2 separate regions of the Mus musculus genome follow, and region 1 is linked to region 2. The links are chromatin loops, found by intact Hi-C in ENCODE. Cell type or tissue: heart. All regions are shown on one strand. Links, peaks and the distances in the headings refer to the core of each region. The heading gives the core; the rest is flanking DNA.

What was found. Hi-C counts contacts between places; a loop is a spot of excess contacts. Peaks named below come from ENCODE experiments on the same cell type or tissue, not always from the same donor. Only the 100,000 strongest peaks of a DNase experiment are listed, where the experiment ranks them.
Region 1: it touches region 2 in a loop (4-fold over the local background); 6 of 42 quality-filtered maps call a loop at or near these places.

What each region holds. Positions count from the first base shown.
Region 1 is chr17:88,591,900-88,603,378 of GRCm38, forward strand. It overlaps a transcript of Ston1 not described here. Among named protein-coding and RNA genes, the nearest start is that of Gm31704, 28 kb to the right of the region's middle. In heart, for the core only: a CTCF peak has its summit at 5,322; DNase peaks (open chromatin) are centred at 4,823, 5,432, 5,792, 8,928 and 2 weaker places; H3K4me3 peaks cover 2,953 bases; H3K27ac peaks cover 3,226 bases.
Region 2 is chr17:88,522,971-88,533,871 of GRCm38, forward strand. Ppp1r21 (protein phosphatase 1, regulatory subunit 21) reads left to right here and starts at 7,154. Exons shown (of 22, transcript NM_028658.4): 1 at 7,154-7,348. The coding sequence starts at 7,292. In heart, for the core only: a CTCF peak has its summit at 4,994 (motif pointing right); a DNase peak (open chromatin) is centred at 7,071; H3K4me3 peaks cover 1,986 bases; H3K27ac peaks cover 1,277 bases; H3K27me3 peaks cover 388 bases.

The sequences.
Region 1 (11,479 bases), core at 2,095-10,094, 68 kb after region 2:
ATGGGAAAAACAGAAAGACTGTCGAATGGCAAAGGGCGGTCCATTAGCTCATTACCTGGCTCCTGACACCTGCAGGCACTGTGCACACTGGAACAACCAGAAGTGGCAGCGTGGAGAAGAGCCTTCGGGCACAGCTTGAGGGACGGATGAACATGTCTCACTGTTTGGTGAGTATGAATTGTCATTCGTCAACATCACCCTCCATTAAGTTGTCAGATTCGGTGCTGCTGGCCCTTCAAGCTGATAAACTGGGTTGTCATATAAAAATGGGATTTAACATGAAGGTAGTAACATCGTTGGCAGATAACAATTGGCCAAGTGTGTGAGAACCGCAGTGACGAGGAATCATTTGTTCTGTATCCCAAGAACTCAGTTCTCCTACACACAGAGCTGTTGCTTCTGGAGAGGCGGTAAGACACTGTTAGGTGAACTGAGATGACTTGTAACATGGCACTCTAAGTCCTTGACCATCATCACAGTTAATATCAGAAACACAGGGTTAGGCTTTGGATGCTCAGGGCCCCTCTTGTAGACCATTTTGAAGACTATAGAATCTTTAAGTATAAGACATGCCTGGTGCTAAGATCAAAAATTCAGGTGACAGCAGATGCTGGCGAGGATGTGGAGAAAGAGGAACACTCCTCCATTGCTGGTGGGATGGCAAGCTTTTACAACCACTCTGGAAGTCAGTCTGGCAGTTCCTCAAATTGGACATAGTACTACCGGAAGGTCCAGCAATACCTCTCCTGGGCATATACCCAGAAGATGTTCCAACTGGTAATAAGGACACATGCTCCATTATGTTCATAGAAGCCTTATTTATCATAGCCAGAACCTGGAAAGAACCCAGATGTCCCTCAACAGAGGAATGGATACAGAAAACGTGGTACATTTACACAATGGAGTACTACTCAGCTATTAAAAACAATGAGTTTATGAAATTCTTGGGCAAATGGATGTATCTGGAGGATATCATCCTTAGTGAGGTAACCCAATTACAAAAGAAGTCACTAGATATGCACTCACTGATAAATGGACATTAGCCCAGAAACTTAGAATACCCAAGATACAATTTGCAAAACTCAAGAAAATCAAGAAGGAAGACCAACATGTGGCTACTTCATTCCTCCTTAGAATGGGGAACAAAATACCCATGGAAGGCATTACAGAGACAAAGTTTGGAGCTAAGACAAAAGGATGGACCATCAAGAGACTACCCCACCCGGGGATCCATCCCATAATCAGCCACCAAACCCAGATACTATTGCATATGCCAGCAAGATTTTGCTGAAAGGACCCTGATATAGCTGTCTTGTGGGAGGCTATGCCAGTGCCTGGCAAATACAGAAGTGGATGCTCACAGTCATTTATAGGAAGGAATACAGGCCCCCCCCCACTCCCCAATGGAGGAGCTAGAGAAAGTACCCAAGGAGCTGAAGGGGTCTGCAACCCTATAGGTAGAACAACAATATGAACTAACCAGTACCCCCAGAGCTTGTTTCTCTAGCTGCATATGTAGCAGAAGATGGCCTAGTTGGCCATCATTATGAAGAGAGGCCCCTAGGTCTTGCAAACTTTATATGCTCCAGTACAGGGGAACGCCAGGGCCAAGAAGTGGGAGTGGGTGGGTAGGAGAGCAGGGTGGGGGGAGGTTATAGGGAACTTTCGGGATAGCATTTGAAATGTAAATAAGGAAAATATCTAATAAACAAAAAGCAAAAAATTTAGGTAAATATAAAAACAAACAAACAAAAAAGACATACCTGGTGGAAGTTGGTCACTGGGTTATATTGCCCACCATCCAGCCTGCTCTTTCTGCTTCCTGGACCACAGAGATGTGAACAACCCTGGCACGTAGTAGTCTGCCACTGTACCCTCCCTTCCGGGATGGTAACATCTCTCTAGACCCAGTAGTCATAATAAAACTTTCCTCCCTTGAGTTTTTTTCTGCCAAGTATTTAGTCACTACAAGACAGAGGTAACTAGCATTTGCATTAGAAACAAACAAACAACAACAAAAACTAACAGACCATAGCATCGGCAAGCATGTGGAAACAACCAGAAACAACTAGCCTGAAGCCCCAAATGAGAGCAACCAAAAACTTCTTCAGCTGATTGGAAATCTTCTCTAGTGTAAAAATCCCCAAGTGGAATAAGGTGTGCGATGTGTAGTTATGAAGGTTAGCCTGCATTTCTGTATGAGCACTGTGGGCTTGCTCGGTGCCGTGGAGATCAGGAGAGAGCCAATTCTCTGGAACTGGAGTTATGGATGCTTGTGAGTAACTGTGTCAGTTCTGGGAACTGAACCACCGTCCTCTGCAAGAATAACAAGCTCTCTTAGCTGCTCATCGATCTCTCCAGCTCTCCCATTCTTAAAGGCCTCAAGCTGCTCTACAACTTTAACCTGAAGAGAAACCATAGATGGACATAATGCTGGGGAAACACCTGAGGCCACGCCAGGGAGGGTCGTCCAGTCTGTGTACGGAGAGAAAGCCTCTGTCCTCAGCTGAGAGCCATGTCCTCAGATACCGTGGTGATGAATGGGAAGGCTGTCACCAAGCAGACTCCTCTTGCCTTACATTTCTGAGCAGTTTAGTAATTAGTTCCAAATTAGGAGGCTAGCTGGCAATTACAGTTCTGTTCTTCTAAATCTTTTGGAGGAAAGGCAAGAGAACTTTTGAACAACTCTTCCATGAAGAGACTAAGAAAACTCAGCAGAAGAAACACGGCAGAGTTTCCATCAGTGGAGGGGCCTTGAAGGCAACTCCCCAATTGGAACCTCGTTGTTTATTTTGCTGGGGGCTTTACTAATTCCTGAACTCTACCCCAGTCCTTTCTGAAACAACAGGAATATCGTGGAATGGCCCAGGAAGGAGGTCTTGGAGACCCAAGAATAGAAACAGCATAATATAGTCAACAAGACAATGTAAGATCCTGTTCAACTATTAAACACTAGTCTCCCTTGGCCCGCCTGCCTCCCTCCCTCCCTCCGTCCCGCTCCCCCACCCTTCCCTCCTCCTTGCTAGGCCCTGAGCTCATGGTCTTCTGTCCTCAGCCTCCTGAGTGCTATAGGCACACATCGTTACCGTCTTCTCTATATTTCTTTAGGTCATCTCTTCAGTTGAGCTAATTGGACTCTTCCCACTGTGTTTAATGTTTGTAATCTACCACAGTGTACAGCAGTAGGTGCCGGAGGCAGGGAGCAGTCCTAGACTCAGACTGTTGCTGTTGAGCAGTGTACCTTGTTCGTGGAAGGCTGTCAGTAAATGCTCGTCAGATACTTCCTAATCATGGGCCATGGACCAGCTGTGGTCACCAGCCATCGTAGCTCAAGGCATGCCAGGAATGTCATCTTCATGGTAAAAGAATGCCAATCCATGGCTGGTTGGAATTGATATGGTTGCTTTGGGTTGGCATTCTGAGTGAAAATGTGGGCTTTTTAGCTCAGGAAATTCCCATCTGAAGTGTATTTGAATTTCCTCAGGAAAGGCCTTAGAAAAGTTACTTAGCTCATCTCAGAATGCTTCATGCATGTGAAATGTCTTTGTTCTGGGTGCTTTTTTCCTTAAAAATACTTTTCCCAAAGCCATCACATTGTCTTGACTGGTTCTTGTCATCTAAATAGAGACTATTGCTGTGAAGTTTGAGAGAGGACTAATGTCCTCATTAACCATTTGAGACCAAGCCTTGCCCTCCTCTTGAAGGTATGTTGATTTTAATAGCTGTAGCTGACTAATCCTGAGGGATCTACCAGGTCCTCCCCACAGAAACTTTGGGGGATCTCCCTGTGATACTGGATCCTGAATTCTTCGAATCCTGGCGATGGGACAAGCTACTTCAATATCGTTTCCATTTACCAAGTTTTCTAAGGTCACAAAGACAATACCAGAGAAGGTGTTTAAAACAGAATCTCACTGCTGTGTGAATTCAGGGACCTCCTTAAAAGCCCTCAGTGGTTTCCATGGAAAGGCTGTCGGGAAAAGGAACGCTGTGTGTAACGAGGTGTCCTCTGAGGATCTGAGTGTGCAGCAGGCAAGAGTAGCTGGAGTACAACAGGGTCCCCACTGGTGGCGTGCATGGCAGCGGTGGCTTGGGTGAGGAGAGGCTAAGCAGTTTACCACCAGACATTAATACAAAAGGACTTTGCCAGAGAGAATCCTATGGAGATAAGTGTCCAGTGTATGCCAACAGGCCAGAAAGAAGAAAAGATCTGCAAACGCCGCAATCTCCTGAATGATGCAGGGTCACAGAAGGGCAGGGACACGCCAAGGTAAAAGAGGAAGCAGTTTTCAGTTAACTGGAGTAGCCATCAGAGAGTTTCATGTCTGTCTGCTCCCCGGAAAGTGTCAAAATTTCCATGAGATTTCTTTCACCAGCTCAGCTACCCTGCTAATTAAGGCCACACTGCTTCTTTCAAAGATGACATAATTTATAAGCTGGGCTCAGAAATCTGTTGTAGTGGTAGTAACTTTCCCAAGTGTGTTGTTTTCTGTGTGCCTCTTCAGTTAGCTATGGCATTTCTGAGAGGGACTGTCCCCTCCAAACACCCCCTCAGCCCCAGAAGCTGGTGGTAGACACAAGGGACACAGCAACAGTAAAACTCAGCCTCTGTTGGTTTTTGGTTTTGTTTGTTTTTATTTAAACCTGGTGCTCTGGGCTAGAGAGGTGACTCTGTGGTTATGAGCACTGTGTTGCTATCTGGTTGTCAGCCCCCATGTTGGGAAGCTCACACCTGCTTGTAACTCCATCTCCAGGGAAGCTGATGCCCTTTTCTGGCCTCTTTGAACACACTCACGCCCACATACCCTCCCATGGACACACAAACACACAAAACAGGGTACTGGAGCGCAAACACCAGGCTTTGTGTGGTAGGCAAGCATCACCCAGCCATGTCTATCCAGATCCACCTGTGGAGGCGAGGGGCCTTCCTTCTGTTTATTTGTTTAGTTCTGTTAGTGTTATGCTTTAAGCACAAGCACAATTAGAAATATTACCCAGGGAATGATATTATCCCAAGTGTGCCGGACTGTGTGGTATGAGGCGCCTGTGCCCTCTCTGGAGCTCCATGTCTTCCCTGAATCCGCATGGTTGGACAAACTACCTGATTATCCTTCCCATGTCACCAGGTTTTCCAAGGCCACAGAGACTACACAAGGGAAACGCTGCTGCTGGTGGTGTGTGTGTGTGCGCGTGCGTGCGTGCGTGTGTATGTGTATGTGTGTGTTGGGGGAAGAGGGTACACTGGAAACCAATTAAGGAAGAGACCTCCTCGTCCACATCCCTCGTGCACTCTCCAAGATGCACGCCAGAGGCGCTGTGGTGTTCCCGTCTTCGCACACCGCTCGGCCCATCACTCAGTCACCTGGTCATCTGTGCGCCAGATGAGCATGGATTTCCTCACCAACCCTCCTTCGCTGTGGACGCCGGCGCCTCTCTGCCCGGGGCCTGACTGCAAAGAAAATGGAGGCCCTCGTAGATAGAGGCTTCCAAAAATAATTTGGTGAACTCCGTCCAGCCTCCTTTTTAGGGACTACAGACTCGCCCAAGACAGCTGATTCCTGAGGGAAAGTGGAATGTCCAATCTCACACCAGAAAAAAGTCTTTGGGGAACCTAGGTTGGAGAAACAAGCAAGAAGGGAGGATCCCGCAGGAAAAGAGAGGGGCGGGGACTGGAGGAGGGGCCCGGGCGGTGAACACCTCCCCCACCCCCATCCCCACCCCGCCAGTCGCCCGGGCCCTCCTCCCCCTTCTCCCTCCCTCCCCTCTTCCCTCCCCTTCCTCCCCTCTCCTCTTCCCTGTGTGGATGGCCTTGGCCAGAGTCGGAGCCCCAGCCGCGCTGCCCGTGAGTGATAATAAGGAGCCCCTCACCAGGGTGGGGTCGCTCCATTTCTCTGGAGTTTGAGGGCGGGGGTAGAGGGCTTCTCTTTTCTCAACTCCCGACGGGCGATCAGAGCCGGCGAGGGGATGGGGCCCCGCCGGCTTCTCTCTGCCCTGGGCCTGATTGCCAAGAAAGAAAAGTACAACTGTACAACTGCACCGGACAGTCAAGTTCGTGGGCAGAACGGGGCGGGGACTGTAGGAACGAACCCACGCGTGGTCACCGCCACCCAGACCTGGGCACCATCCCCTGTCTACCAGGGCAGAGCTCCTTCAGAACTCTGGATCCTCGCACCTACGACCCCCCACCCCCGACTCCTGCAGTCTTCCTGGCTCCTGTCCTTGGTGGTCCTGTCTCCTCCCACCTCTGGGTTCACCTCCATCCCCTCTTGCCCTCAGAGATCACCAGCCAGGCCGAGCCTGTCAAGCCAAGGGGTCATGCACACTTTGCTCCAATATTTGTGGCAGGAAAGACATGCGCCAGGATTTGGCATGTGGAGTTTGTGGATGCAGAAGGAGTTGAGACTATAGTCCTTTACAGGACTTAATTATTTCTATGGTTTGGTAGCACCCACCCTAAATATCTAGTTATCTATGGTCTATCTATTTTCTTTCCAACTGTATGGCACCCCACCAATGACAGTTAATCTAATTAGATGGCAAAGCTCATAAAGAAAAGCAGAATTCTAGCCCCCCATTTTTGTTTTTTTTGTTTTTTTTGTTTTTTTTTTTTTTTGTTCTGGGGGGGGGGGGGAGGTGAGATGGCTTAGGTGGTAAAGGTGATTGCTGCCAACCAAGCCTTGACAACTTGAGTTCAGTTGCTGGTGATCTAAATGGTGCAGGGAGAAAAGCCACGCCTGACACCGTTCTCCACATTCCACCCGCGGCACTCTCTATCCCTCCTCCACTGCCAACACTTAAACAAACACAACACAAAACAAAAGCAACTAGCAATAAATAAAAACGTGGTGCGGAGGCTGGAAGTAAAGATTTTAGTCTCCGCTCCACTGTGTTTAGTTTAGTTTAGTTTAGTTTAGTTTAGTTTAGTTTAGTTTAGTTTAGTTTTTTAGACTCCTCTATAAGAGGCCTGTTATAGCCTCCTCCTGGCTGAGGGCTTTAGTTTGCCCGACTTGCTTGGGCAAGAAAGCTGTTGTCACTCCCCTTAGCCTGCCCATCTGTGGGGCGCCCTGTAGCTGTTTTTCACTTTCTCTCCCCTAAGCAGGAGGTGCAGACAAGTGAGAGAGTGATGGAGGAGTCTGGAGCAGAAGGGCCACAGATTAAAAAAAAAAAGGCAGTGCACTTATTTTAGCCCCGTGGCTGTGGCTTCCACGGAGTTCTGATTGGGCTGGAGGGCTGTTTAGTTCATTTGTGTGGTTTTTATGTCGGGTTTTATTATGGCTGAATCAATGTTTCCATGACGGGCTTGGTCTCTGGGCTCTTCCAGGCAGCCTGCTGATTTCCACGGTGGTAGATAGAGTCTGGAGTAGTTTTTGTTGTCCTTCTGCCTGTGTTTTAGGGATCCAGTGAGGTTGATTGTCTCTGCTCACCCCTCCCTAGGCATCAGAGCTGCTGGAGGCAGCCAGGGCCTCACCAGAGCTGCTCTGTGTGAGGGGAACTGCAGGGAGCACGGCACCTCACTGTGTGGGGAGCACACACTTCCTTGCTTCTTGAGGGTGTTTATGTGTGTGTGGGGTATGTATGTGCACACAACTGTGGAGGGTCTACCCTCTAGGAGGATGGTGTGTGTCCTGTTTATTCCCCTGAGACAGGGCTCACTGTTTTCCCAACAGACTGGCAAACTCTAGCAAGCATCCTGCCTGTCTCTGCCCAGGTATGCCTAGTTCTTGCCAAATTGATGTGGGTGCTGGGGCTCTGCCTCCAGGGCCTTCAGTTAGCCCCTAACTGATCTGAGCTTGAGCTACTACTCTTCTCTGTACAAACAACATTGGGATCATAGCACACGCTGCAAACGACGCTTTGAGGCAAGTCAGGGTATAAATAAAGATTTAAAAGAAACTTTGGAGACTATTACTGCTTTTAGTACACTGAGGATATGTGGCTGTCCTTGAGACATCTGCATCACTCACTCCCTGACTTAGGGGCTCAGCAGAAGACAGGGCAGATAGAAACGAAGAACTGAAGGATGGGAGGTGTGCTAAGAACACTTACATGAACTCAGCGGCAGTAAGGCTACCTGCACAAAACTGGGCCCACTGAGGATCAGGGAGAGGCTCCTGAGTCTCTGTTCTTCCCTGACAAGCTTTGGATGATCAGTGATCTCTAGGGGATTTTCCTCAGTGGTGCAGTTATCGGTAGGTTGACTAAAGGCACCCCCTACCCATGCTAAAACAAGCAATTGTGATAAAGTGCAATGGAACACACACACACACCACACACACACACATACCACACCACACACACACACACACACACACACCCCACATACATACCACACCACACACACACACACACACACACACACCATACCACATACACACACACACACACACCCCTATAGAGGTATACTTGGGAAGAATAGCAGAGGGAGGAGAAGGGGTCCGAGGACGAGGAGGGGCATGATCAAAGTATATTTTCTATATGTAGGCACTGTGAAAGACTAAGTACAACAACAACAACAACAACAACAACAACAACAAAAGGATTGTAAAAACTGAATTCATTGAAAATGGGGGAGCTTGTTTTAAACAGGATGCGTCACGTCTGCCCAGTTTGACAGTCCCATGTTTGTATCAGTCAGTTAAGGTTTTGTCAGTGGTCTTGTAACATCATAAAGTGTTGGGATATCCTTGATTTGAATGCAAGCCCTCAAGTGTTGAACTTGTTTGCCCTCATTCCCTAAACAAACAATGCACCCTGATAAGAATCTCCAGTCTCTTCCTGTTACGGAGAGTTTCTAATCGTTTCTAATCGTGAGTTTAAAGCCCTGGAAGCCAACTTTATACTGTTTGGAAAACCCTGCCTACCTGGCAATGTTCCCTTCTGCGCCCATCATGGATGGATCTAGTTAAATAGAGTAGTCCGCCACGCATCCAGCAGCAAAGGTGAGCTTAGCGTGGGCTACACAGGAAGCTGGAGATATCAGAAGACCACAGAAGGCCCCTGACCTCAGGATTGAACAGGTTGGATAGTGAGGTGGAGTCACATCTCCACACAGCCAGGAGAGAGTCAGTCACCTTCTGGCTGTGTCAAATGGGTTAGAAATAGATAAGGTCTGTGACCTCCATCAAAAGGCAAGAAGGAAAGGGTTGTTCAAAGTAAACTCACCCAGAGGAATGGTACGTGGCCTTTAAATGCTACCCTGTACAGGATACTGAATTATACGGGAGATGCTCAGAGAGCAGGGGTGAATTTAAATAGCAAGTTATGAATTAGAAAGCACTATCCTTTCACTCTGAAAATACACCCGTGACAATTGAAATGCTATGCTTTGAAACGGTCTCGGGGATTATAGTTGCTCTTGCTTTTCTTCCTGTTGGCCCAGGTTCCTCAGCTTTTGACAGTAATGATAGCTAACATTCACCAAGTATTAAACACTCACATGGAGTATTTCGTTTTAAAAGTCTTTGAGGTAAGAACTATTATTATTTTCATTGTGGGATTCAGAAACCAGGATTAGAGGGGAACTTGCCCAGGGCTGTACAGGTGCTAAGTGTGGGAGGCAAATCTCAAATTTAGGTCAGCGATGAGAGTCTACACACTTCAATCTCTACTATTCCTGAACAATATTATTATTATCAATATTATTTTAGAAAAGTTTCCTTGCTTTAGTAGAGTCAAATATTTTGATTGCTTATAAAATGCCTCCACCTTCCAAATCCTTTTTTTTATTTTCCCCCACTGACCCTTTTCCTAGGAAGTTGTTGAGAATTGTTCCACACTTACAATTGTGAAACAACTTTACCCCATAAGATGTACCCAGAAATCTCTGGGAGCTCTCCAGCCTGACTGGAGTTCCTGGAACCCATGGGACTGGAGTAGCTGGGGTGCAGGGCTGGCATTTTGAAGCAGGCCAGGCAGATTGGAGCTGTCTGCCGGGGTGTGTGCTGCTCTTTGCCGCCATGCCAGTGGGATAGGTAGAAAACCTGGTTGTGTGTTGATGCTTAGTTCTGTGTAAACATGACAATGAAAACCTGGCTCCATGGGTGACCTCATGCATTGGCAAAGTTGGCTAATTTAATGCACATTGGGGGATATTTGGTGTGAATCTTAAGTTCAAATCCCATAGCACTGCCCTCTGTCTCGGGGAGGCAGGAACTGGAGGTCACTTTATTCTTTCCCTTTATGGTACCTACCTAAATGTCCTCAAAAACATCTGCTGTGTCGTCATTGCCTCTACCCCCTGAAAAACCTTGTCAGATTTCATAATAAGGCTCCCTCCCCCCAACATCCCCCATTCCTCAGGGAGAGATTTCTGGAAGAGTAATGATTCTAATAATGGTGACCTCATTGAACATACATTTTGGTCAAGTGCTGTGACACAAGCCTTTAATCCCAGCACTTGGGAGGCAGAGGCAGGTAGATCTCTGTGAGTTCCAGGACAGCCAGGGCTAAGACTGAATACTGTTCTTGCAGAGGACCTGAGTTTGGTTCGAAGCACTCACGATAGGTGGCTCACAACCACTTGTAACTCAGGCCCCAAGGGATCTGACACCCTCCTCAGGCCTCCGTGGGTGCTGGTGCTCACACACACATATTCACACACATACACCATAAAGCAATAAATAGATGAATCTCAAAAAAAAAAAAAAGTAGAAGTAGAAGAAGAAGAAGAAGAAGAAGAAGAAGAAGAAGAAGAAGAAGAAGAAGAAGAAGAAGAAAAAGCAATATGATGGTCAAGGGCCTCCTGAATTATCCTGATTAGACTGATATTTGAGATCTTGATTATATTTAAGAAATAAAAGATTTCTTTCTGGTCTCAGAGGTGGGATGCGACCCTTTGGACATTTTGCCTGGGCTCTCTAGTGGGAGCTGTGACCCTACAATTATCCGTGTTTTATCTTTTTTGTTTTGTTTTGTTTAGTTTTTCGAGACAGGGTTCCTCTGTGTAGCCCTGGCTGTCCTGGAACTCACTCTGTAGACCAGGCTGGCCTTGAACTCACAGCCTGCCTCTGCTTCCCAAGGGCTGGGACTAAAGGTGTGTACTGCCATCTCCCAGCTGAGTTCAGTTTTCCCCATCAGTATTTCCGTTTTCATAGTTGAGTAACCTTAGTTTTTTTTTTTTTCCTCTGTCTCCCATACTTAAGATAAAAATAACAGCTCCACCCGAAGTATTATTGAGGAGATAATACACAATAGAAAGAGAACAGCCCGGGACATACCAGAAAGTACAAAACAATTGCTGTTACTATTATGGATTTAAAGGATTTATTGGCCGCTTTGTTTTTTAGCTTATATAAATCAATTTTTGTCTACTTGCGTGCACACAGACACAGAAATTTCTGCTGAGAGTTTTACTATAACTACATTTAATTTATACAGATGACTTTTCTGCATCTCTGGGAGTTGAACCCAGACGCCACACAAGCTACAGCTGAGTTTTGTCCGTGGCCCTTTTTGTTTATTTTGAGACCAGGTCTCACTA
Region 2 (10,901 bases), core at 2,902-10,901:
ATAGTTCTTAATTGGTCTCTTCTGATTTGTACTTTCTGTAGTTGAAGATTTTGTAGACCTATCTTATATCCCAGATAATTAGTAGACTCTTCTCTTTGTATTTTTTTTTTTCAGGAGAAAATTGTAACCCCCAACAAGGTAAAATTCTCTTTACTTTATCAAGCATTTTCCCCTCTAAGGTATCTTTATCTGAATCAGCCAGTAATATATCACTCATATAATGATAAATTATGAAGAAACTGCTTACAAATTACTTCTAGTGGCTGTGGTACAAAATATTGGCATCAAGTAGGATTATTTGACATTCCTTGTGGTAAGACCCTCTAATAGTACTTTTTAATAGTTATTAATATATATATATATATATATATATATATATATATATATATATATATATATGTGTGTGTGTGTGTGTGTATAAATATAGTTATTTTAGTAAGTAGGCATTGGAAAAGCAAGCCTTGCTCTATCATATTCATGCAAAAGAATTGTGAAAAAGCAAACTTTTGGGCTGGCGAGATGGCTCAGTGAGTAAGAGCACTGACTGCTATTCCAAAGGTCTTGAGTTCAAATCCCATCAACCACATGGTGGCTCACAACCATCTGTAATAAGATCTGATGCCCTCTTCTGGTGCGTCTGAAGTCAACTACAGTGTACTTATCTATAATAATAAATAAATCTTTGGGCCGGAGCAAGCAGGGACTGAGCAAGCAGAGTTGACCAGAGCAAGCAGAGGTCCTTAAAATTCAATTCTCAACAGCCACATGAAGGCTCACAACCATCTTTACAGCTACAGTGTACTCACATAAACAAACAAACAAACAAACAAACAGCAACCTTTTAACTCAATCATTATAAAAGGCCATGCCTTAGGTAACAATGAAGGCAATTGGATTCCAGGCTGTAAAGAGCCCATGGCTGCCTTATTTTATTGATTACTCTCAGATCTGTTAATAGCCTCAATTTTCCATTTTCTTTTTAATGGCAAATATAGGAGAATTCATAGGGCTGGTGGACTCTTCTATATGTTTAGCCTCCAGCTGCTCTGTTCTAGTGGCTGTAACTTTTTTTGGGTCATAGGCCATTGTTCTACCCAAAACAGCTCTATCAGTACGGCATTTTAGTGGTAGGGCAGTTGGTGTTCTACCAGCAGTGACTTCCTGACAAAAAGTTGAAGAGTCAGGTTCTGCTGTATCCTGCTTATGGACAGCCTGGGTGGCTAAGTTTTCTTTATTAGGAGCGTATCCTCTTTTATAGACTATCTCTGAAGTTGGAGGAATGCTAATCTGTGCTTCCTACTTTTGCAATGGTTTCTTCCTCGTAGATTTATGGCTATATTAGCCATATATGGCCTTAGTTATTCTATTTGATCTTCTGATCCTATGCATTTAATCATGTTAGACTTGGTTTTACTTGAGACACAGTTCCTAGGAGCTGTGTATGTAACCTTTGAAGTGGCTGTGCTGGATTCCAGGACTCTTGTGAAGTTGTTACATCTGTCACTGTATCCACTAAGCCTTCTGCCACTGTGTCCACTAAGTCTTCTGCCACTGTATCCACTAAGCCTTCTGCCACTGTGTCCACTAAGTCTTCTGCCACTGTATTCACTAAGCCTTCTGCCACTGTGTCCACTAAGCCTTCTGCCACTGTGTTCACTAAGCCTTCTGCCACTGTATCCACTAAGCCTTCTGCCACCGTGTTCACTAAGCCTTCTGCCACTGTATCCACTAAGCCTTCTGCCACCGTGTCCACTAAGACTTCTGCCACTGTATTCACTAAGCCTTCTGCCACCGTGTCCACTAAGCCTTCTGCCACTGTGTTCACTAAGCCTTCTGCCGCCGTGTCCACTAAGCCTTCTGCCACTGTATTCACTAAGCCTTCTGCTGCTGTGTCCACTAAGCCTTCTGCCACCGTGTTCACTAAGCCTTCTGCTGCTGTGTCCACTAAGCCTTCTGCCACAGTGTCCCACAAGGCCACATCTCCAATTAGTGCCACTCCCTGAACCAAACATATTCAAACCATGACAATGGTTATAGACCTTTGTTGCTTTATTGGGGGCACAGGCGTGAACCCAGCATGATAGGGAACACAAAGCAAGAAACACACATGCTGGTATCTTCACAGTTCTACAGTGGTAAAAGACATCTACAAAAAGACACTGGGAGAGAGGTAGGGAGGTGTTGTGGAGGTGGTGGGGACCAGGGAAGGCATTGCCCTCAAGGGAAAAGATTCTTATCGGGGCACAGGTGCTAGGGGGATCGACTGAACCAGACCTACTGAGGCTCAGTACAGAGGATCCCAGGAGCTAGGGGATTTTTCTAATGGGAATAGGAATCCACATTTACTCTGTGAAGCTAGGAGGAGGGGTGGAGAGAGGGTGGACAGATGGGGAGACAGAGAGGCCTGTTTTGCAGCAGCCCAGGAGCCTCCAGTGAAACCTCAAGATTGGTGCTCATGGTGGAACTGTGGATCAAGGCCGTATTGGCCTGACTTTGGAGAGCTGCATAGAGACAGAGATCTGTGTCCTGTTGCATAAGCAGAAAGCAAGAAGTGAAGTTCATAGGCAGGTAAGGAAATGAAAAAACCAAAGAGAGCAGTAAGTACAGGAAATGGTGCTAAACAAGAACCATTAGAGAAATGCAAATGAAGGCCAGAATGAGACAGTGCTTTTTAATAATTAGGACAAATTGGACAAGAAATATAGATAATGGCAAATGCTCATGAGGATGTAGAGAATTAAGACATTGTGCAATCCTCAGGAAAACACTGTGGAAAATAGGAGGTTTGGCTCTAAAAGCTAGAACATAAAGTCACCAAATGGAATTCTGGGTTTCTCTACAGCAGGGTGGAAACAGGGATTCAAACAGATATCCATGCATCTGTGATCATAGACACATCCTGTGCAGCAACCCCTAAGTGAAAACAAGCCAGACAGTCAGTAATGGATTATCTTATTTTGCAGTTCTAGGGTTTGAACATAAGGCATCGAGAAACTGAGGCAGGAATATTCTGGGTTTAAGGATAGCCTGGGATAAAGGTGAGACACTGTCTCAGAAATAAACAAATTGGGTAAGGAGAGTGTGCTACGTAATAAAAGGCCCACCAGCTAGCTGTCTTTCTTAATCTTTCCCTGCTGTTTTCTGATTGCCTACTTTGGCGGGCTCGAGAAGTGCTGTGAAGTCTGAATGAAGACTTTGCTTTTCAAACACAGGCAAACACAGGAGCCTTCCCACAACTAAGACAACACAGGTGGATTCTTCTCCGCCATGAAATAACATTCGGCTAGAGGCTCACAGTGTTTCTCATATTTTCTGTAAACCGATGGCATAATTGCTTGTCTACTTAATCAATAGATGTTCTCCAGTGTTCTCAATCTACACTCAGTTGAATCAGTACATTCACATCGTTAATATGTCATACGTTGCTGCAAGCATTAACGTACAAATAGCATTATTCCTGGGGAAAATTCAGAGGTTCTTGATAGCATCTGGTTACATTTTCCTGAACCTTTCCATACATAACCATATTTTAAGTGTACTTTGGTTAAAGGCATGTTATTTGATAGATATTTTTTGCTTCATTAATTTTAAACCAGTGGTCAACAGCTCTCTGCTTCCCCCCCTCCCCTCCCCTCCCTCCCTCCCTCCCTCCCTCCCTCCCTCCCTCCCTCCCTCCCTCCTTTCTTTCTTTCTTTCTTTCTTTCTTTGAGGCAAGGTCTCTCTATGTAGTTGAGGCTGTCCTAGAACTCAGTAAGTAAACCAGGTTGGCCTCAAACTCACAGAGATTCTCCTGTTTTAGCCTCCAAAGTGCTCACCATATTCACTTAACATCCTGGACTAAAGCCTCACAACTTTTGTCATACACGTTGATCTTCATAAAGCTAAAACTAGCCCTTTTTGCCTTAAGGAACATTGTCTAGGGCTAGAACAGGCTTCATCATTGTGCTTGGGGCCATTTGAAATAGCAAACTTTTCAACAAAATAATGCAAAGCATTCACTTAGTATCATCTTGCGGGATGTCAGTTGGGAATATAGGCTTTGGGTCAGTCAGATCTTTGCTACTCTGCCTGCTTGCAGATGCTCTAGTGAGTGTTGTATTTGAGTTACACACACATTTTATGCAAATTTGCAGATTCATTTTGCAGATAATGAATACTGACCTTGAACACAGCATGTCAGAGTCAGCAACAACCAGCTTTTGTTCCATTTCTATGAATTTCTAGAGATCTGTGCCCTCATTAGGTTTGATAACCAACAATTGACAGGATGGTATTGAATTTTGCCTATTTAAGATTTTAGTGTGTGTGTGTGTGTGTGTGTGTGTATGTGTGCATGTGTGTGCCATAGCTTATGTGCAGAAGTCCAAGGTCACCTTGCAGGAGTCAGCTATCTCCTACCATGTGTATCCTGGGACTGAAATCAGTCGTCAGTCTCTATGGCAGGCGCTGTCTGAGCCATCTTGCCAGTCAGAATATTTAAATTCAATCCTCACAATATTTCAATCTCAATAATCTAGAGTTCCCCCCCCCACCAAAACTATGGGTTATTAAAGCCCACCTGCCAATTAACTTTTTCCCATGCCTCAGTCACCCTTTGAAATAGTAAAACATGTAGATATGGCCTTTTTAAAAAAATTGATATTTGGGAGTTCTTTACAGATTTGGACAAGAGCCTGCTGTAGGGTTTGTATGCTGCTATTACCTTCTTCCCCTTTGTGGCTGGCCTTTTTAATACTAGTTGAGAATGAGAATCTTAATTTTAATTTACTCTTATTTACCAACTAGGGTTTTAAAACAATGTGTCTGATCAAACAGCCAGCCAGTCAAAATAAATTTCTAAATTCAGTAATATGAATTCATACAGACTCTCTTGCTAAAGTTGTATGTTTTTCTTTGGAATGTTATTTTCTGGAATGACATTTTTAAAACAATAAAAAAAATTTCCATTCCTATTCAAACCATGGAAATGGATTACACCATTTAATTCTGCCACTTGGTGGTGCTACAGGGAACTAACACTCCTCTCAGGAACGGTTATTCTGGAAGTTTGGATGGCAGTACTTATTTATTAGCAAGTGTAAAGTGTACAGTTTTAGTTTGTACAGGAAACGATACAGGCTGAGCTCTTTGCTGAACAACTCCTGGATTGCTCCCAGATAAAAGAGAAGCTAGCTAGCACAGCTTTCACTTTAATTATACCTCTAAATAATCCACAGGGCTGACTTAGCCTTCCTAGATGCGTTTCCTCCATAATAAAGGTAATAATATTTACTTTAAAAAACCTAGAGAAATCAAGTTGATGCTCCTCTGTCCTGTTTCATTTCCTTCTTTTTCTGCTAGAGGCACCGAACAACCAGTGTTCTAGTTGTCTCTGTGTTTTTACTACATATTCATGTGTTTAAGAATAATGTTGGGCCGGGCAGTGGTGGCACACGCCTTTGATCCCAGCACTTGGGAGGCAGAAGCAGGCAGATTTCTGAGTTCGAGGCCAGCCTGGTCTACAAAGTGAGTTCCAGGACAGCCAGGGCTACACAGAGAAACCCTGTCTCAGAAAAAAAAGAAAAAGAAAAAGAAAAAAACCAGATGGCTCAGTAGGTAAGAGCACTGATCCTAAGGTCCTGAGTTCAAATCCCAGCAACCACATGGTGGCTCACAACCATCTGTAATGAGATCTGGTGCCCTCTTCTGGTGCTTCTGAAGTCAGCTACAGTGTACTTACATATAATAATAAATAAATCTTTGGGCCTGAGCAAGCAGGGACTGAGTGAGCCAGGCCAGCTGGAGTGAGCAGAGGTCCTAAAAATTCAATTTGCAACAACCACAAGAAGGCTCACAACCATCTGTACAGCTACAGTGTACTCATATACATTAAATAAAATAAAAATCGGAATAATGTTACTTCACATATTATGGAGATTATACACACACACACACACACACACACACAGTACATACTGTGTGTGTGTAGTCCAGACTGCTCTCAAACTTGACTTCCTCATGCCTCAGCCTCCCAAATGCTAGGACTGCTGGTATGACTAAACATGTCTGGCTACTTCCACTTCATAATTTTTAAGATTATTTATAGTATATTACAATTCACTATTTTTTTTTTAAAGACAGAGTTTCACTGGCTGGCCTGAAACTTAATATGTAAACCAGTAGAGATCCATTTGCCTGTCTGCCTTCTAAGTACTGAGATTAAAGGTTTATACAGCTGCACCCAGTGCAATTGACTTATTTAGCATAATGTTCATATGTATGTGTTTGTGTACAAATGTAGTTCATTAGTTTCAACTGTCATATTATGTCTCAAGAAACACATATCTTTCTTCATTCATATTATTCTAACAAGAAATACTTCAATGCTATACCTACATTAATCCTCAACAGAACTGTCAAAAATATTTTAAATGAAAAGGAGCAGTTTTTCATCATAAGGTATCTCAAGATATCTAGTCTAGCCGTTTTTTTTTTAAAAACAAAACAAAACATTAATGGTCTTTACATCTCAATGCGTGGTAGAAATTTTCAGAAACTGTATGTTCTTTTACGGCTTAAAATGTTCTGATAGATGAATAAGGGTCAGGGGCGGGCATGTGGCATTTGAGTAGAGAAAGGTCAATGACAAAACACAGAAGACAATGAAGGTTTTCTGATCTGAGAAGGGGAGAAGGGCAAACGGTATAAATATGTGCTAGGTTGGACGGTTTACAGTGTAGCACAAGTCTGGGTATCCAGATAATGAATGAGAAGGCGGAAAACAAGCTTCCAAGAAGCAAGCGACTGACGCTAGGCGGTTGCTATGGCGACTAGGGGACTGGGTAGCCAGAATTCTTGATGTTCTTAGAATGCTTCTCCTTGCATCCTCTGTCTCTCCCTTCGGTGTTCCATCCATTCCGTAGGCACTCATTCTCCTCCCGCTTGATTCTGGCTCGCCCGGAAACGGGTCGCCATCTTCCCGCCTCTTCCAACATGGCGTCTAGGGTCTCAGGAGGGGCAAAAGCACCGCACAGGCGGGTCCGTCGGGCCGCACATGCGCGAACCGGAGCACCAGAGGGCGGGGCGGTGATGTCAAGACGTCGCCCCGCCCCCGGTGGTCGCCCCGCCTCTGGTCCCGCTCCTCCTCCCTCCCGCCTGGAAACCCGGAAGTGGAGGAGGAGGAGGCGCGGCGGCGGCGGCGGTGCTGCAGAAGCTGGCTGAGCCCTGCCCGGGAGGAGCAAGTGTGGGGTTGGGGGCGGGGGGCGGGGCTCGGCAGCCCGGGCGGCCAGGCCTGGACGGGGCGGGGGAGGCCATGGCCTCCGCAGAGTTGCAGGGGAAGTACCAGAAGCTGGCTCAGGAGTACTCGAAGGTACCCATCGTGGGTGGGGGAGACAGGGGTTTCTGGCCCGGAGGCCTCAGCTGGCCGTGGCAGCGATTTGGGATGGTGGGGGGGATGCAGAGGGCTCCTCCTCTCCTCTCCACCTCCTGCTTCCACCATTACGATGCCTCCACCTGCAGCTCCATGGAGATAGGGCCGGGCGGTGTCTGGGTCCGTGTGCGTCTCTGCAGAAAGGAGCTGGAGTTTGAGTCTTCCTTCTCGCTGGACCAGCAGGCTTAGAAATGGAATGACAGAAATCCAAGGCACAGCTCTTGGTGCTAGCCTGAGGGGAAGGGAGGAATGAGGGACCACCCTATGCTCTCTGCTTTCTCAGTTCGCCCGATGATGGGGAAATCACCATCTCCTTTTCGCGAGGAGATGCTTTTAAAGTTAAAACGACTTATTTGCCACCACATCAGTTTGGGAGCGTAAACGGCCTCATTGGGATGGGTGCTTTGGAATACAGATGTTGTCGCCACTGATTTTGACAGCTTGGGTGGTGGGGCTGATGTCTTTTTCTCTTGCACCTTCCTTCCGTGGAATGGGGCAGTGCACACCGCAGGTTCTCCTTAAATACAGAATTATGCAAAACAGGGACCCGGCCTTCTGAAGTGTCAGTCTTTCAAATGGTGAAACCTTTTTCTTGGACAAGGGTGGTGCAGTTTCTGGGTAGGGTTTTCTGCCTGAAGAATATTCTAATGAAGTTATTAAAGCAGAATCTCACGCCTTTGAAAAGGATTCGGTAGTCGTGTTTAATTTCCAATTATCTTGGCATTCACAGAAGCAATGAAAAGATTTCGCCCTTTTTCTAATTTGAAAAAAAAAAAAACCCAAGTGTACGACATCCCCCTTTATGATTTTATTAAGCTTGTATTTGGGAAGGTAAAGTGAAATATAAAGAAATGATACTGGCACCTAAGCGTGCACCCTTAAGTCCTCAGCATCAGATGGGAGCCTTGATGGCATTCAGCTTATCACTCACCTTGTCCACTCCCTTTGTAGTTCCGTCTGAAATCCTCGTAGACTTCTGTGGCTCAGCGCCTGAGATAGTGCATTGTCTTTTGGGGGAGGATTCCCTTGTTTGGAACAGTTCCATATAACGAAGGAGGGTGGGTGGAGGATGGCAGTGCCCAAATTTGCCACTACTATTTTTGGTTGAAAATGTTTCATGCATATAAAGTAAGGGGCCCGATTTCCATCTCTGGAGGGTAAATAACTTTGAAAGTTTGGTTCCAAATGGCCAGTGAGTAGAGTTCCAGAAGGGCTCAGAGCAGTGGCCGTGTTGCGGGAATAATTATATCACCTCCTAAAGTAATGAAAGGCATGGAAAGGTTTTATTCTTTTGGGTATGTTAATGTGTTCAACAAACTCATGTTATATGTGCACCCCGCAAGCAGTGTGCCAGGCTCAGTTGAGAAAGCCGGAGTTCAAGCTGCACAATCACCTTTAATAGACCCTTAAATTAGCGTGGCCTGCAATTATGATACAGTGTAGCAAGTGATGGTCAGCGCAGCTCAGAGGAGAGGTCACTGGGGAAGGGGGAGTTCCTTACACTAGGGAGTAGGGAAGGGGATGAAGAGAGTGGTAGCTTTCCATGTAACTCGGTTAGCCTATGCTGGCTGTCCTGAAAACATCTTAAGATACATGGCAGGCAGAGTGTGGTGAAGGGAGAGTGGGCTAGATCATGAGGGCTGTGGATTTCAGATAAGATGTGTGCAATGGGAAGGTCAAAGAAACCCAACCATCCATCTGTCCATCCACCCGTCTGTCCGTCCATCCGTCTATCTATCCATCTATTTATTAGTGTGTGTGTGTGTGTGTGTGTGTGTGTGTCTCTGTCTGTGTCTGTGTGTGTGTGTGTGTGTGTGTGTGTGTGTGTGTGGGTGGGGTGGGGTGGGGTGATGGTGATGGCGAGGAGGAGGAGACAGCTTTTGGGGGTTGATCTTCTTCTTCTTCTTCTTCTTCTTCTTCTTCTTCTTCTTCTTCTTCTTCTTCTTCTTCTTCGGGGTTGATCATCATCATCATCTTCTTCTTCTTCTTCTTCTTCTTCTTCTTCTTCTTCTTCTTCTTCTTCTTCTCCTCCTCCTCCTCCTCCTCCTCCTCCTCCTCCTCCTCCTTCTCCTTCCTTCCTTCCTTCCTTCCTTCCTTCCCTCCTTCTTCTCCTTCTTCTCCTTCTCCTTCTTCTTCCTCCTCCTCCTCTTCCTCCTCCTCCTCTTTCTCCTCTTCTTCTTTTCTTCTTCTCCTCCACCATGTAGATTCCAGGAACTGTACTGAAATCATCAGGATTGGTGACAAGTGCCATTAATGGTTGAACCATCTTGTCAGCTTCCAAAGGTCTCTTTTACTGAGGGAGTAACATTACTCTTTGGAAGGAAATTGGTAACCATATGGTAGATAGGCTGGAATAGAGATGTTCGGTTGTTGGACTACACTGGGAAGAAAATGTAGGCTTAAGTAAGTAAAGTTGGTATCTGGAGTGGAGAGGAGAGTTCAGGAGTTTTGGTTTAACAATACGTTTTTTTTAGCTTACCGGTTTTGAGAGCCTGCTTCCTTCATACCACTGGGCTCAGGAAAGATATGAACAGGGTATAAACTGTTTGTCCTCAGGTCTCTTCAGGACTTGGTAACTAAGGGAAGACACAGAGTTTGACAAAGCTCTGAGGTGAAGGATTGTGCTTGCCATAACCAAGCAAGGTCAAGTGGGAGCAAAGCGGTGTTTTAAAGATGTAGACTTGGAATTTAGGGATGCAGAACACGTGAAAGTTGCATGTTTCCTATGTTAGCTTGAGTTGATGTTGAGAATACTTGATGAAAAAATTTTAATGGAGCTAAACTTGCTAAAAATGGGGTTAAAGATTAGTTCCTTAAAATATTCTGTACAGGTGAACTTGGAGAGTTAATGAGGGTACAGCTGTAGAGAACACCTGTAGGAATGATGTGCTAAGGCGCTTTGCTCTGCTGGACTTGGGGTCATCTCCCCTGTTGGGCCAGATCATTTCTCATTCTTTCGTGTCCACTGTCACAGACATTTCTGAACATAGAAACCATAGAAACAAAAAGGCTGGGTGAGGTGGCTCAAACCTGAGGCAGGGGGGTTGCTGTGAGTTCTCTATGTAGACCAGCTTTGGCTACATAGAGAATTCCAGGCCAGCCTGTGCTATAATGTAAGACCAAGTCTCAAGCACACACACACTTGCACACACGCGTGCTCTCTCTCTCACACACACATACACACACACACACACACACGTGCTCTCTCTCTCTCACACACACACACACACACACTCACACTCACACACACACACACACACATGCTCACACACGCACACGCATGCATGTTCGCTCAGTTGCATGTTCACACATACACAGACAGACACACTGGTCAAGGACTTGATGTTGTTTTATTTCCTGTCCGCTGTACTGTAAAGCAGTTTCTAGATTAGGTCCTTCTCCTTGATAGCCTTGTGCCTGGAAGAGGTGTTTTACCTGTTAATTCCCTTCCCTGGTGCACAGATACTGGGCTGATACTGAAGGGCACTTGTAT